2 separate regions of the Homo sapiens genome follow, and region 2 is linked to region 1. The links are chromatin loops, found by intact Hi-C in ENCODE. Cell type or tissue: endothelial cell of umbilical vein. All regions are shown on one strand.

Evidence for each region. Peaks named below come from ENCODE experiments on the same cell type or tissue, not always from the same donor. Only the 100,000 strongest peaks of a DNase experiment are listed, where the experiment ranks them.
Region 2: it touches region 1 in a loop (3-fold over the local background); 16 of 110 quality-filtered maps call a loop at or near these places.

What each region holds. Positions count from the first base shown.
Region 1 is chr20:8,301,764-8,309,763 of GRCh38, reverse strand. All of the region lies in intron 2 of PLCB1 (phospholipase C beta 1), which reads right to left. Among named protein-coding and RNA genes, the nearest start is that of PLCB1-IT1, 57 kb to the right of the region's middle. RefSeq lists an enhancer at 1-374. In endothelial cell of umbilical vein, a CTCF peak has its summit at 4,130 (motif pointing right); no DNase peak of the experiment used is centred here.
Region 2 is chr20:8,046,466-8,054,465 of GRCh38, reverse strand. No RefSeq gene overlaps it. Among named protein-coding and RNA genes, the nearest start is that of TMX4-AS1, 31 kb to the right of the region's middle. In endothelial cell of umbilical vein, no CTCF peak of the experiment used is centred here; a DNase peak (open chromatin) is centred at 4,115; H3K27ac peaks cover 673 bases.

The sequences.
Region 1 (8,000 bases):
GAAACCAGCATGGCATTGCTGAGCTCAGGGCAATCAGCAGGGAGCAGATGAGCTATGAATCAAAGCCCGAAGAAAACTGCTGTCAACGGAATTATGGACGCGATTGCTTCTCACCCTATAGCTGCTCCCTTTGATTCTGAACTAGGAGACTTAAACTTGACACTTCAATGGACTAGGTCATCATGGGACTTCTATTTCTCATTTGTAGTCCCAATTAACAAAACTATTAGCCAGTTTGAATATAGTTGTCCAAGTATGACATTGTTCTACTTACTATTTCCAGTCATAAGAAAAACACTGGTAGAAATCTGGAGGATGTTATGTTTTCTTATTCAACAACAAGAAGAATGCTTTTCCTATGTAGGCCATTACAGCGGCATAGGAATTCTCTTGTCCTTAGTTCTATCTGCAGGACCTTTGTAGACCAGTAAGGTCTTGTGCATTATTCGGGGGTAGGGAGGATTTCCCTCTGTGCCTCGTAGAAGGATATTTTCAAGGATTAATCAAATCATTTTTAGAAAAGCATACCCCCTTGTTCACAGAAGTCCTTCTCTTATCCAAGTGTCTCCCCCAGTCTCCTCAGAAAGAAAGCCATGGGCAACCTACTGTTGTATAAAACCAGAGATTCTCCCACCTCAGATTCTTCATTCCCAAAATAAAATGGGTCAGAAAAATACTATTCCTCCCAGCGCTAACAGTTGATGATCCCATGAACCACACTACTTACTAATTTACAATGTTTTTTTTCCCCCAATAATACTCAGTTCTAGGTCCACATTTAAAAAAAAAACTATATGGATTTTAAGTCAACAAATCTGAGATTTTTTAAATATTAAAAAGAAAAAAATCTATGAGTCCCTATCTGGGATTCAAAATGAACTACACTACAAAGGCAGAAGAAGTACAATGCTATGAATGGCAGACATTATTATTATTTTTTATTATTATTACACTTATTTAAGAGTTATGACCAAAAAGTACTGAGAGAGCACTGATTAAGCTATGGACGCTACCTGGGTCCAAATCCCACCTCTTCCACTTACTAGTGATCTCTGACAAGTTATGTAGCCTCCATGTATTTCAGTTTTCTCATCTGTAAAACAGGAACATTCATAGTTGTCCTTTTTTTTTTTTTTTTTTTTTTTGATATACGGAATCTCGCTCTGTTGCCCAGACTGCAGCGCAGTGGCACGGTCTCGGCTCACTGCAACCTTTGCCTCCCAGGCTCAAGTGATTCTCCTACCTCAGCCTCCCGAGTAGCTGGGATTACAGGCACCTGCCACCGTGCCCAGCTAATTTTTGTGTTTTTATTAGAGAGAGGGTTTCACCATGTTGGCCAGGCTGGTCTCGAACTCCTGACCTCAGGTGATCCGCTCACCTTGGCCTCCCGAAGTGCTGGGATTACAGGCATGAGCCACTGCGCCCGGCTGAACATTCATAGTTCTTTACTCAGAAAGTCCCTATGAAGATTAAATTGGTTAATATTTAAAAGAATATAAATAATTTGGCAGATGGTAAGTGCTATATATGTGTTTATTAAATAATAAATTAAGGGCAAGTATTTTGCTCAGAAAGAATTAGAATAAGGTCTTCCTATCTCATGTGGTTTTAATTGCTGGCTATAATATGAAAAACTGTCTCCTTACCAGGAGAAGGTCTTCTGCATAAAGCACAAAGCAGCAATGCATTTTGTTTATTTGACTCAAGTAAAAAGTTCAGGAATAACTACTTTGATATTTAAAGTTCTCTATAATGCAGACAACAAATAGCTCTAGAAAAGGAATAAACAGCCACAAGTCAAGTATAGGTGTTTTTGTTTTGTTTGTTTGTTTGTTTGTTTTGAGATGGAGTCTTGCTCTGTTGCCCAGGCTGGAGTGCAGTGACACTATCTTAGCTCACTGTCAACATCTGCCTCCCAGGTTCAAGCAATTCTCCTGCTTCAGCCTCCCGAGTAGCTGGGATTACAGGCGCGTGCCACTATGCCCGGCTAATTTTTGTATTTTTAGTAGAGACAGGGTTTTACCATGTTGGACCAGGCTGGTCTCGAACACCTGACCTCAGGTGATCCACCCACCTCGGCCTCCCAAAGTGCTGGGATTACAGGTGTGAGCCACCGTGCCCAGCCCAGTGTTCTTAACTAACAACATAATTAATGATTAATTGGGATTAGGTGGGGAAGTGCTGAACCAAAAATAAAAAACCCACCAAAAACCCTCAAAAACTAACAAAAAAAACCCCCACCAAACCAAAAGCACAAAAAGTTCAAAACCTCATTAACATTAAAATACTGTCTAAATGCTAAAGGTGGGCAGTCAGGTCGTCGACAGATTATTCCAATTGACAATCTGTAGTTAATCAATGGATTGTTCAATTATTTAATCAGCATTACCTCTGTAGGTTCAGTATCCATAATTCATTTGAAGCTGACACCAGAGAGAGAAGGAAAGTCATTTCTGCTTCATTATTTTAGAACCAGTTAAAGCTGAATCCAGAGACAGAGCCTTTCAACTGACCCCTCAGAATGCCCTGCCTGCACCCACACGTGCCCATGCCCACCCCCCTACTCCCACTCTTAGGTCTCCAGGCATGCTGCCTTTACAATAAACACTACCTTTAGCCATTGAAACGTGGAAGCTTTTGTTAATTCTATTTAAAGACTATGCAGGATGCCAGCTAAATGTCCCGTTTTACATCATCCCTCACCAGACCTGACAGTTGGAAACACTTAGTTCTGCTCTGCTTCCATTGTGTTCCTGAAGTCATTTGAATGATTTAAATCAGAGATAAGTATTTGCAAATGAGCTGAAGAAATAAAGATGTATCTGAAAACTCGAAACCACCTTGTTAAGAATGTGCTCAGTTCTAGCTTAATTCTTGAGGATTTGGTTAATGCTTGTAAATGGCAGCAGCAGCTCTTTTCTGATGGTAACATTTCATGGTTTAGCTTTTAAAGAGTCACCGCCTCCAAGTGTTTTTAAAAATTCCGTTAAAAGATTCCTTAAACTGTTCACGTACAAAATTGAACAAAAAAATTGGGTAAAAGGAGAGTTCTTCATTCACTTTGCAATATTTTCATAACCAATATTAAAACAACAATAATTTTAATATAATCCCATTAGATGGGGCATCTGTTGTATGCCTGCACTAGGCTATTCGCATTACAGACATTACTTCGCTTGATTCCAAAGACATCTCACAAAGTAAGCATCACAAGCTCCACTTTACAGATGAAAATAACAAGGATTGCAGACATTAAGGAGCTTGCCCAAAGTGAGAAGCCGATCTAGGAGTCAATCCAAAACTTAAGTAAATCTGACTCAAATGAAACAAGTTTCCTTCTTATATTTGACTTGTGCAGAAGATTCTAGTTTGACATGACCACTGACCTGCAGGTGGCATTTCTGGGGCACTTCTAAATGTCTCCAGGAGTCCAACTGGAACCTCTCAGTCATAATGAATTCATTTTGGATGGAGAGGAAAAGTTGAAGACTTGTCTGAGACACTGAGTCTTTGCTCTTTCCACCCTTTTTTGCTCCTTCTTTTCCAACAAATCACTTACTCCCTGCAGCCAATCTTTGCAAAGTGCAACCCAGTGAAGCAATTCATTCTATAATGAGAATAGTCCATCGGCTAAACATCCTCTGAGAGTGTTTAAACTTCAAATGAAAAATGCATTAATCCCAACAATTCTTTAAACACCCCAACAGAGGCAGATGTAAGAGAACAAGTCCTTATTTTATGCTTCCGAAGCCCATTTCTGGAGGCATCCTAGCCCACCATCTGCTGCTGCTCCCAATCATGAGGATACCACACACATGGGTTCAATTTACCTTAGCAGCCCACAAGTCACTCTCCAGGCTCAGACTGTTTTCTCATGTGCATCTCTATAAAAATCAAAGCTAACCACTGCAGCGGCACAGAAATGAGTGTTTCAGTACATAATTCCGTCGCTAAAGGCTGAATCTGTACTGCAGCCGATGTAGGGTGAGGGCCTCAGAGTTGAGGAAGAGATATAAATAGCAAGGTTTATAGGGGTTCAGGGAACTAACCTTGTGGATGTTTAGCCTCCGAATGCCTCAAGTCAAATCATAAACCGGAACTCACCTTACCCTTTCTCTTGGACCACTAGAGGGCGCTAGTCGCGACTAGCAGGGCTGAGCCTTACAGGAAGTGGACTCATCATGCCTTTACCACAGGTGGTTGGCACCTGCAGGGAGCCGCACCTGGTTACAGACCCCAAGGTGTGTTTGCAAAATGGGAACTCCATGGTTTTGGCCCAGAAGCACACGAGTTCAAATCCTAATTCTGCTGCTTCCCATTATCTTTAACCACTTTGAGCACATTTCTCACTAGGAAGAGTATTTTGCTCAGAAAGAATTTGAAGGTTTTCCTGTCTCATGTGGTTTTAATTGCTGGCTATGAAAATATGAAAAACTGTCTTCTTACCAAAAGAAGGTCTTCTTCATAAAGCAGCAATGCATTTTGCTTGCTTGGCCCAAGCAAAAAATTCTGGATTAACCATTTTCATATTTAAGGTTCTCTAAAATATAGACAATAAATAGTTCTAGAAAAGGAATAAATGGCCACGAGTTAAGTACAGGTGTTCTTAATTAACAACATAATTAATGATTAATGGGGATAGTATGGGGAAGTGCTGGACCAAACAACAATAACAACAACACATCCTCAAAAACAATGATTGCTGACTGTTCAAAGGATTAATCAGACCAACTAATCTATAGTTCCTAGCATATAGCCAGTGTGGAGTAGATGATAGCAATGTCAGTTCCCCATAGAAAACTAGCAATGGCTCTTGTCTCCAGGACAGGTATGGCTGAAATAGACAAATGAGGACATGAGAAACTTTATAGTGCTGGGGTTAAGAGTGTGGAATAGTGGATTCAGATCCTGGTGAGCAAGTTTCTTAATCTCTCTGTGCCTCATTTTTTCTCTGTAAAATGGGATAATCCTAGTAACCAGTTCATACAGTTGTTGTGAGGATTATGGGAGCACTTAGAACACTGCCTGGCCCACTGGAAGCATTCTGTATGTATTGGCTATTTATTATTACAATAGTAATTAGAATTTACATAAGAGCAAGTGGACACACCCACACACACACACACAAAGCACTCTCAAAGAAGATAGGAAAAGCTCAGAGATGTTTGTCCACAGAAGAGGCCCCTCAGGGGGAGTGTGAGACCTGCCTTCCCCTTTTATTAAAGAGCTATCAAGCAGAAGAAGGTTTTTGATTCATTGTGTTTGGCCCTCAGGGATAAACCAGGCTCAATGGATTTAAGCAACAGGGGATTCGTTTTTGCTCAATTTTAAGAAAAAATGAAAACTGGCTGAGCTGCTCAGAGATGAAACAGGCTTCTCTTAGAAGGGGGTAGTTTCTGGCCACAAGAGGAGTTCAAGCAGCAACTGGACACCCCTTTGGCAGAAGTAGCCCCAGTGTACTGTAAGCACTGACTGAATGATGAAAACAGCTGACCTTTAAGGACCTTCTCAAGACTGAATCTTAATGACAACATGATAAATAATGAAGCCAGAAAAATAGACAGATTCTCCATAAAAATTGCAGGCTACATGATAGAGATACTGACAAAATGCCCTTGAGTCCATCAGATTTGGTCCCCATTTTTTACTGGGCCAGGACTTACTGTTTGGTGTTTGTCCATACCAACTACCCCCTTACAGACAGAGAGCTGTCATAGGAGCTTGCTCACTTCTTAGTCTGAGATGATCTTTCAAGAAAACAGCAAGAAATGCTATTCATTTGAGATGAGGACCTGGTTTTTGGTGAACCATTCCATTTTAATTCATGGCTTATTGGCAATCACTCATTTCCTGCTGGAAATTAATTAAGGCTTGTGTTCTGCAGGAGCTGGTGTTTGCTTTGAATCCTAGACCCTACTGCCAAAACTTTGAAATGACAAAAACACATCTCCAATTTGGGACTCGATGAGGCACATTTGAAGAGCCCCCTGTCGTTCTCAGCTATTCTAATCTGAACAATGTGCTATAAATGTTCTCAGCAACAATGCACAGGGTGGATTTCAGCCACCTGGAAGTGCCTGCTGATTTTACTAAGGAAGAAAAGTGTCACTCGGACTGGACATAAAAAGCCATTTCAAAGCGTAAAAAGTAGTATTTTCACTGTTTAGAGATTTTTAAATTACCCTCTTTATATTGTGCTTCTGTAATCCTTTTATTAAAGAAGTAATGCTCTATGTACAAAAAAGGATAGTAAAATGTCACTTAACTAGAACGCAGTATTCCAGTTAATGAGTTTTCTGTTTAACAGGGGGCCATGATTTATCACTTCCCTAGTTTCTTACCTAAATTTCTTTTAAAATCTATATTCATCTTTGTGGCACTCCTGAGCTTCTGTCTGCTCAGGAGGGTAAGTATCTCTTCTGGTAGTTTTAAGAACTAGCAACAACACTTGCCATAAAGGCAAATTGTGCCCAGCAACAAATGACTGAGGAGATAAAATCATGACCTTTACGTTGAAACCCCGGATCTATACAAAGAATAGGTAACAAGGAGGAAACAAGAAACATTTTTTCAGCCCAGATGCTCTTCTTATGTTCTGAGAAGCTGCTCATGGGAGCAGACCTTCTATTTCGGGGACATACAGAGGATATATAATATGGAATCAATTCTACTTTTACAAGGAAAGGCTACTCCTTACCTCTCTTTGTATAGATATTTCCAATCTCTGGAAGTACACAAAGCTTTGTCATTGATCCCTACCTCACAGCATAGCAGTGGGTACACCCAGTATAATCGGTTGCAATTCTATTAGCCTATTTTCATCTTCAATCTTATTATATCAAGACTGTCTTCCACCATCTTCAAAGATCCCTCCCAATGTCTAGATGTTATATTGTGGTATAATATAATATTTAATAAAGAAGATCATTCCTTGAAAAATAAAAGGGACCCTATTTTTTATTTGAAAAACACAGAAATAATTTTGTCTTCTGACACAATTTGTATATAGATAAATGAAGGGGTATGTTAAAAAATAAAATTAAAAAAATTAAAAAACTGAAGAGGCATTAGCGTATGTAACTTACATTGTATACAAGCAGCAATGATTGGAATCCTCTTTAATCAAAGAAGAAAAAAGTTAGATATTTAAATTCTGAAAACATGATGAAGAGATGCATTCAATGCATTGCTATCAAATTTCTAATTGAAAGCCAAAGTTTTAAATAGCTAAAGCACAACACTGATTCCTGACATTAGATAAAGTATAATTAAAAGTCTAATTTTGACGCAATCGAGCCTGTTTAAATTGGACTCATAGCAGAATGAAATTGGCCCCCTATTTGGGCCACATTATCAAGTTGCCAGGGTCTTGAAAAACTGTCATGACATCTGCAGATGCTATCATGAAAGAGAAGTAGATCCCCGAATTAGCAAATTGCCTTGTGTTCCTCCATAAAAAATTAAGTTTAGTTTAAGAACCTTCATTACTTTTCTTGACATACTAACAACTGTTCACTGAAGATCAAATATATCTAAAACAGTAGGTTAAAGCTTGCAAAGAATACAAAGAGAAGGTTCTAACCGTTCCACTAATAGCAACTACAGCAAGAAAATGAAGAAAAATTCTCAACGAATGAGAGTCCATTTGAAAGCATAGGTGCTTACATGTACTGAGTTCTTACTGAGCACCATGCACTGTTCAAAGTATTTCACATTTACTGACACTTTTACTCTTCCCAGTAAACCTAGGAGTTAGTTGCCGATATCAATTCTATCTTAGGTATGAAGCAGTTGAGGCAAAAGGATTAAATGATTTGTCCAAAGTCACAGAACCAGCAAATGGTGAAGGCAAGACTTGAATCAAGGCAGTCTGATGCCAAAGCCACATTCTTGACCACCAGATCCTAACTCCTGGAGATGACGTAAATACTGCAAATGTCCTGGCATATTGCCGTGCAAACTCAAGGCACAACTCCAATTATTTCCCGAGGATAAATCCT
Region 2 (8,000 bases), 260 kb after region 1:
ATAATATATCAATAAACCTTATTTTAAAAATTTTCTTGGTTGAGAATTTCATATCCTTAGAATTTTTGTTAAAAGAATGGCACACCACACACGTATGTTTATGGCAGTACTATTTACAATAGCAAAGACTTGGAACCAACCCAAATGCCCATCAATGATAGACTGGATAAAGAAAATGTGGCACATATACACCATGGAATACTATGCAGCCATAAAAAGAATGAGTTCATGCCCTTTGCAGGGACATGGATGAAGCTGGAAACCATCATCCTCAGCAAACTCACACAGGATCAGAAAACCAAACACCGCATGTTCTCACTCATAAGTGGGAGCCGAACAGTGAGAACACATGGACACAGGGAGGAACATCATACACTAGGGACTTTTGGGGAGTGGGGAGAAAAGGGATGGAGAGCATTAGGACAAATAACTAATGCATGTGTGGCTTAAAACCTAGACGATGGGTTGATAGGTACAGCAAACCACCATGGCACATATATTCCTATGTAATAAACCTGCACATTCGGCATGTATATACCAAAACTCAAAGTAAAATAACAATTAAAAAAATGGCACACCAGTCTTCTTTTTCTCCCTGCAATATGCTGTGATGCATGCCAGAAGATGTTATGATTCAATATTCCTTCTGAGTTATAGGCATTACATGTTGTTTTTTGATTCGGTGATGTGAGCCAGAGAAAGTGAAGGTCATAGCCTTTTTCTTCAACAATAAACAGCAGTTTTGTTGAAGACGTGCCTGCTTGTTACTGCACAATATACTTAGAGTTCAGCACAATTAAAACATTTGAAATATTCTTCATTATTGTTTAGAGCTCTTTAAGTTTTAACAGAAATCCACTTCAAACTAGAGTTAGAAAATAAAAATTGGAAAGTCAACAGGATAACTTGTAGAAGGCAACAATATGACATGACCGTTCAAAATCTGTTTAACTGACCTGGATGCTTCAAAAATATCAAGGATATTGTGGTAGTTTTAAGCCATGGATGTAAATTCCTTGACACTATTCCCAATAATATATGGGGGAGGGGGATGTCTGGGTTCCCTCCTCTGTGACTGTTTTGATCAACACAGTAGAGCTGAAGTGACAGCATGTGACTCTGAGGCTAGGTTATTAAAGGCCTTGCAGCTTCTAAATGTAGTGTTGGAATATGTGGTCATGAAGCCATGAGCAGTTATGTAAGATGTCTAACTACCCTGCAGCCACCATGTTGTAAGGAAGCCTAAGCCACATGGAAAAGCCGTGTGTGAGTGTTCCGAGTGATAGTCACAGCTGAATCCAATCCTAGAATCATTCAAGCCCAAGCCCTAGGCATGTCAATGAAGAACACTCCAGGGCATTCCAGCCTCCAGCTACTCAGGTGCTGAAGCACCAGCATCGTGGAGCAAAGACAAGCCATCTCCACTGTGCCCTGTCCATTTTTTTATATTTACAGTATCTATGACCAAAATTAAATGGTTGTTTTTTAATGGCATTAAGTTGCTAAGCTTTTAGGGTAGTTTGTTATGCAACAGTAGATAACTGTGAACAGGCATGGGACAGAAAACCAACAAACAAACAAAACAAAATAAAACATCGGGGTCTATTTTAGATTGAAGGAGACTAAAAGAATCTGACAACTCAAAGCAAAACATGATGCGGATTTTATCCTCGGTGGGTGGGAGTGACGCCAAAGAAAATATTAGGGACAAAGAGGGAATTTTCAAAATAAGGACTTGCGGTAGCAGGGAGCAAAATTAAAAGAAAAGCTAATTAAGAGAGATAAGGAGAGAGCAAATCTAGGCTCTGGAGTCATTCGGCCTGGGTTCAGATTGTTGCTATCTGCATTACTAGTTCTAAGGCCACAGGTAGATAAACTCTGCCTCCATTTATAGGGTTGTAAGAGTCCTTAGTCATCTGGCTGCTATAGAGATTGAAAGAGACAGTATATCATATGTAAAGTGGTTAGAATAGTTTCTGGCAAACAGTACATGCTCAGTAAATGTTATTACTGATAGTGATTATTTCCAAACAAAGAAAACGACTATGAACCGTTATGGAATAAGCCATTATGGAATTAGGGGAGTAGGCAGCTGTACCTTGTCTCCTTCTCAACTTCTCTCTGTGTGTCTGCTTTTATTTTTTCCTCTCTGCAGAATAATTTGAACTCCTTCTGAATACGTCTAACTCTCTTGTTTCTGTTTCCTGTTCAAGCAACGAGTCCAGACTCTTTAGTGTCTCAATCTTACTCCCAGATACTGAAGAGAGACATTTTGATTAATATACCTTGGGTCACCTGAACATCAAGATCCAATTAGCTATAGAAATAGGTTGGACACGGTCCCATTTTAATAGAAATATGATTGTTGAGGCCCAAGTTCTCTTAGAAGGGCAACTCTATGGAAGAGGAAATGGGCCACGGAGACACCTTCTTAAGCAGAAGATTATTTGAATATGGATTGGCTGTAGAAAATTTTATTTCTACAATTTTAATATGAAACAATTTTAATATGAAAATTAGAATTTAATCTGATTTTTTTAATCTCAAAAGAATATAGGTGATAACCTAGTGAAATGGGTAAACCAGGGCTTAAAGAAATGTCATGCTTGTCTAATTCTGTAATTTTGTAATTCTTCCCAAGCTGCAATTAAATGATTGTTAAGAAGGTGTTGCTTACCTCCTCTAAAGCTAGTAGCCCGGGAAAGAGCAGAGTGTGATGATGAAATCATTTTATGTTTTGTAAAACAAATGTTGTATTTGTGGAACTACGTTACTACAAAACAGTAATAAAATGAAGCGACTTCTTAAATTTAAGTGCGTAAGTGTTGCAGGAATATATTCTCATAAAAACATGGGTAAAACAGATGCTGCAAACACTTCAATAATCACAAATCAGATGTGCACAAAAATAAATCTCTGTTTTACAACTGTGCATATTTTCCTGATCTCTGATGATCCATTTTCACTCATCACTGGAAAATGTAATATAGTCTCTTCTAATGGATTGCAGGGTATGAGGACTTGAATTTTTAATTATATGGCCAAATAACATTTTCCAAAAATTTGTATAGTCCTTGTCAAAATGCCAATTCATACTCCCACTACAGTGCATGAGAGCATCTACTTCCCTACATTTTTGCCAAACTAGATGCTTTAAATGTCTTTAATTTTGACATCCAAGTGCCAGTTGAGTTCAGTTCTATTCTGATGATGATCAGTGACTTTGAGCATCTTTTCTTTGTTTAATTCTCCTTCTGTATTTGTCTGTATATACCATTCCCACATTCCTCTACTGTGCTATTTGTCTTTTTCTTGTTGATTTGTAGAAGCTCCTTATGAGTTCTGGATGGTAATCACTTTTCAGTTATATATCGTGACAGGATGTTCTCAAAAAGAATACATTTGAACCTAAAACAAACAAATGAAAATCTTTATGCACAGCAGGTTGAGAAGATGGACAGGGATTCGTAAGGGATTTCTTAACAGAGGCTCTGCCTGGTGCGAGTCCTCCTGCCTGAGCCCAGGTCCCACAGAACCAGCAAAGCGCCTTCCTTCCCTTCACACCAAGGAGCAACGTTCTCCATGCGGTTGCAGGTGGGAAAAAGCAGACTACTGTCTGCCTCTTCTTCAAGAGGTCTAGACGGTGACAAACTAGTTAGAGAGACTGTAAAGGGCTACATTTGGGAAGGAAAGATTTTTCCACTCACAGTGGGTCCAAGAATGTGAGTGTCTTTCTCAACTGTGCTTAAATGATCTGGAAGGATGTGGGAGCTCTAACAGCAAGAGTCTGAGGTATAGTCCACCAGTGAATCGGAGGCATGAACCAGGAAGGTGCGAATGCTGTGGTTGGGGTTGAGAGAGGCCATTGGGGTATCCAAAAACCCCACCAAATATCTTATGTAAGAGAGTTCCCTTTAAACATCAGCCAGCCCCAGAACACAAGAAGTCAGCGGTGACAAAATCCATCCCCAGCAAACTGGAAGTTTTCCAGCTCCATATCTTCACCTCTCCTTCCTCCTGCCCACACTTTTCTGCCAGGCAGGGTCTAAAGCCACAGCTAGCTAGAGGGTATGAGGGAAGACGAAATAAAAGAACAAACAGAAGCCAACCACATCCCCCTCTCTAATGGCCGGGGACCCCACCAAATGCAGCACAGAGCTGGCGAGAAGGAGGAGAAATCTTATCTCAGAAGGAAGTTCGAAGTGTTGATTAATATCCTGAACTAAAATGAGAGTGTGTTTTCGACTCTGACACATGAACATAGGACAGAAAAGTCGTGGGGCCCTCTGAAGCTTCTACTCAATAATTTTGAGAGGCTGGGTGCGATGGCTCTTGCCTGTGATCCCAGCACTTTGGGAGGCCAAAGTGGGCAGGTCAAATGAGGTCAGGAATTTGAGACCAGCCTGGGCAACATGGTGAAACCACTTATCTACTAAAAATACAAAAATTAGCTGGGTATGGTGGTGAGTGCCTGTAATTCCTGGTACTCGGGAGGCTGAGGCACGAGAATCTCTTGAACCCAGGAGGTGGAGGTTGCAGTGAGCTGAGATCACACCACTGCACTCCAGCCCGGGCAATAAGTAAGACTCCGTCTCAAAAAAAGAATAAAAAAATTTTGAGGTTGTCTTTTGGAAATCAAAAGGAAAGCTACTTTTTGTTGCATTCTGTGCATCACACATTGATTAAAACACATTGCAAATATTTTTTTCCCAGTGTGCCATTTGGCTTTCTTTATGTTAAAATATGTTTATAGACTTTCTCAATCTTTTAGTTGTCAAATTCATTTATCATTTGAAATGCCTTCTTACCCTATATTATGATACATTCTACTTTTTAAAAAACTCACACCCCATATCTTAGTTTCCTACCATTGTTTTTTAGATACATCTGGAATTCATTTTGTGAATGTTGTAGTGTCAACCCTCTCAGCGGGGGAGAGCTGCCTCGCCCAAGTTCATGCTCCCTTCTGGGGACCAGCCCACATCCAATGACTGATCCTTGTGGGACTATAAATGCTGGCCCTCTGACCCCAGCACTGTACAGCTCTAAAGGGACACCCCAGCTTCACAGCTCCCTTTAGGGTTGGCCCAGGCCTCAACTGAGCCTAAACTGCAGCTCGACATTTCCTGGGGCCCACTGCTGATTCCTTTACATTCCCCAGGTGTCGATCTAAAGAGCAACTCCCCAAAAAACTTCCTGCCAACACATCCCTGTCTCATAAACTGCTTCCCGAAGAACCTGATCTGTAACAAATTTGAAGCAGTTAATCGAATTTATTTTTCTTCCAAATGCAGAATTCACAATCTTAATATACTTTACTGAAGAATTCATCCTTTGGTTTCTGATTTAAAATGCCATCTTTATCACCTATTGAATTTCCCACTGAAAAGAGGTCGGCTTTTGGCCTATTTAGTCTATCTGACTCTTCCATATTTTCTAAAATTATTGCCACACTGTTTTAATGACTGCAGATTTAGAATAAGTTCTGATAGCAGACCAGGAAAGTAATGCCTTATTATTTTTGTTTTGTATAAAAAGTACATTAGCTATTTTTATCTTTATTTTTTCTCCTCCAGATGAGATTTAAATATAGTTTCTCAAGATTTTATAACAATTTCCAAAGTGAATTTTATTTGTAATTGCATTGAATTTATAGCATAATGTGTGGAGAATTGAAATATTTATAATATGGAATTTTCTTATCTAAGATTTTTGCATGGTTCTCTATATACTCATTACCTTTTCTTCCCTTTTGTAGAGTTTCATAATTTTCTTCTTATGTCTTATACTTATTTCTTGATAGATTTATTTCTAGATATTTTGTAACATTTATTACTGGTATCGAATGCTATCTGAGATTTGTAGGTTAGTCTTACATCTGACCATCTTGATAAATTCTCTTACTAGTTCTAACAATATTTTGGTTGATATGGTTAGATTTTCTGGGCAGGTGATATCATCAGTAAATAATGTCAGTCTTTTCATTTCACTTCTAATCAATTTACCTAATTTCTTTCTTGTCATATTATTTTGGTTATGATCACCAACGCAGTGACCATGATAGCAACTATCCTTGCCTTAAGACTTTAATGGGAATTCCTCTGATCTATCACCAATAAGTGTGATTTTTTTTTCCTGAATGCTCCTGGTAGATATCAAATATTTACTTAAGGCTAGACTTAAGGGTGAGTCATCCACAGGAGGCAGAAAAATAATAATAAAGTGAGGTGAACCCAGAAGTCACAGGAAGGAAGACATGGGTCCGATCACCCTCCACAGGTAGCTTCCAGCAAAAATAACCACTCCAGGAAACAGATGACAACTTTAACTAACAATCTAAAGTTGGTAAGTCAATAAATAAAGAGACATACAAAGATTTAATTACAAAATAAAGTTCTTTTGAAAACAAAAACAGATCATTTTCAAATTTTATAATTCAGGAGAAATATTGAAAACAAGAGCAGGCCGGGTGCAGTGGCTCACACCTAGCACTTTGGGAGGCCGAGGCGGGAAGATCACGAGGTCAGGAGATGGAGACCATGTGGGCCAACATGGTGAAACCCTGTCTCTACTAAAAATACAAAAATTAGCTGGGCGTGGTGGCACACGCCTGTAGTGCCAGCTATGCGGGAGGCTGAGGCAGAAGAATTGCTTGAACCTGTGAGCCAAGATTGCCTCACCGCACTCCAGCCTGGGCGACACAGCCAGACTCCAGCAGACCAGATATAACAGGCAAGAAGACCCTGTGTTTTTAAATTTCTCTAAACACAAACACATTACAAGGATTTGGCCATCAAGAGGTGAACCAAAAGCAATTTGGAGTGAAACTCCAGAAACTCTAATATGCTGTAAGTAGGAACAGATGAGGGGGAGGCAGTAATTAAATAATAGAAAAAAACCACCCTAAGTGGAGGCAAGATAGTTTCTTCGTGGTTAAAGGATGAAATGAGCTCCTGACAGAGCTGAATAAATGAAATCTGGAATTCCCTGGTAAACTTCCTGAACTTGAAGAATAAATTTGTACAAAATTTAAGAAAGGAGGAAAACATTTCTTTAAGAAAAAGGGAAATTTTAATACTGACACTGTAGTTCCAAGACAAAAATAAAAAGAACACAAGTTTTACAATATTAATAGCACATGAGAGAGAGTTTAAGATTGAAAGCCTTAACAGGATAAAGAAATATCACATAAGATGAAAGGCACAATTGTCTGGTGCCTCCAGTCCTATTGATGGACAGGTGTGTTGCCCCTTCAGTAGACCAAAAAGTGATGGAAGCAGATCTCAGTCAATTAGAATTTTATTTTGCCAAGGTTGAGGGCAGGCCTGGGAAAAAGAAATTCAAGTCACAGTAGAACCTGTGACTTGTGTTTTTCCCCAAAAAATCTTGGGGAGCTTGTGCTTTTTCCAGGAAAAAAAGCTTGAGGGCTTGGGGATTTCAATATTTAAAGGGGAAAGAGCAAGCAGGAGAGAGAGAAAAAGAAAAAAGAAAAAAAAAATAGAAGGGTGGATAGGCAAGGAAGCAAGTGGTTACATTCTTGTGAAGTTCTGATTAGCACTCAGTGAATCTACATTTTACATGGGAAAAGAAGGGAATAGAAGAAAAAGTCAGTTATGCACTCATCGTGTGCTCAGTAAATCTACCTTTTACATAAAGTAAGCCTGTGAAATTATAGCCATCACTTTGTGAATGAAAGGAAGGAGGTTTTTGCATGACTCAGTTCCCAAGCTTAACTTTCTCTTCAGCATAGTGAGTTTGGAGTCCTGAGATTCTATTTTCCTTTTACTCTCTTTGGGGCTGTTATGAACATCCCTGTATATGTCTCCTGGGGCATATGGGCAAGGGTGTCTCTAGGGTGTATACCTAGGTCTGGGATTGCTGGGTTGCAGGCTGTCCTCATGGTCAGCATTAAAAGGTAATGCCAAAAAGCTTTACAAAGTGATATGAAAAAATTCATTATATTCCATTTTTATATAAAATTATGTAAATTAATCTGCATA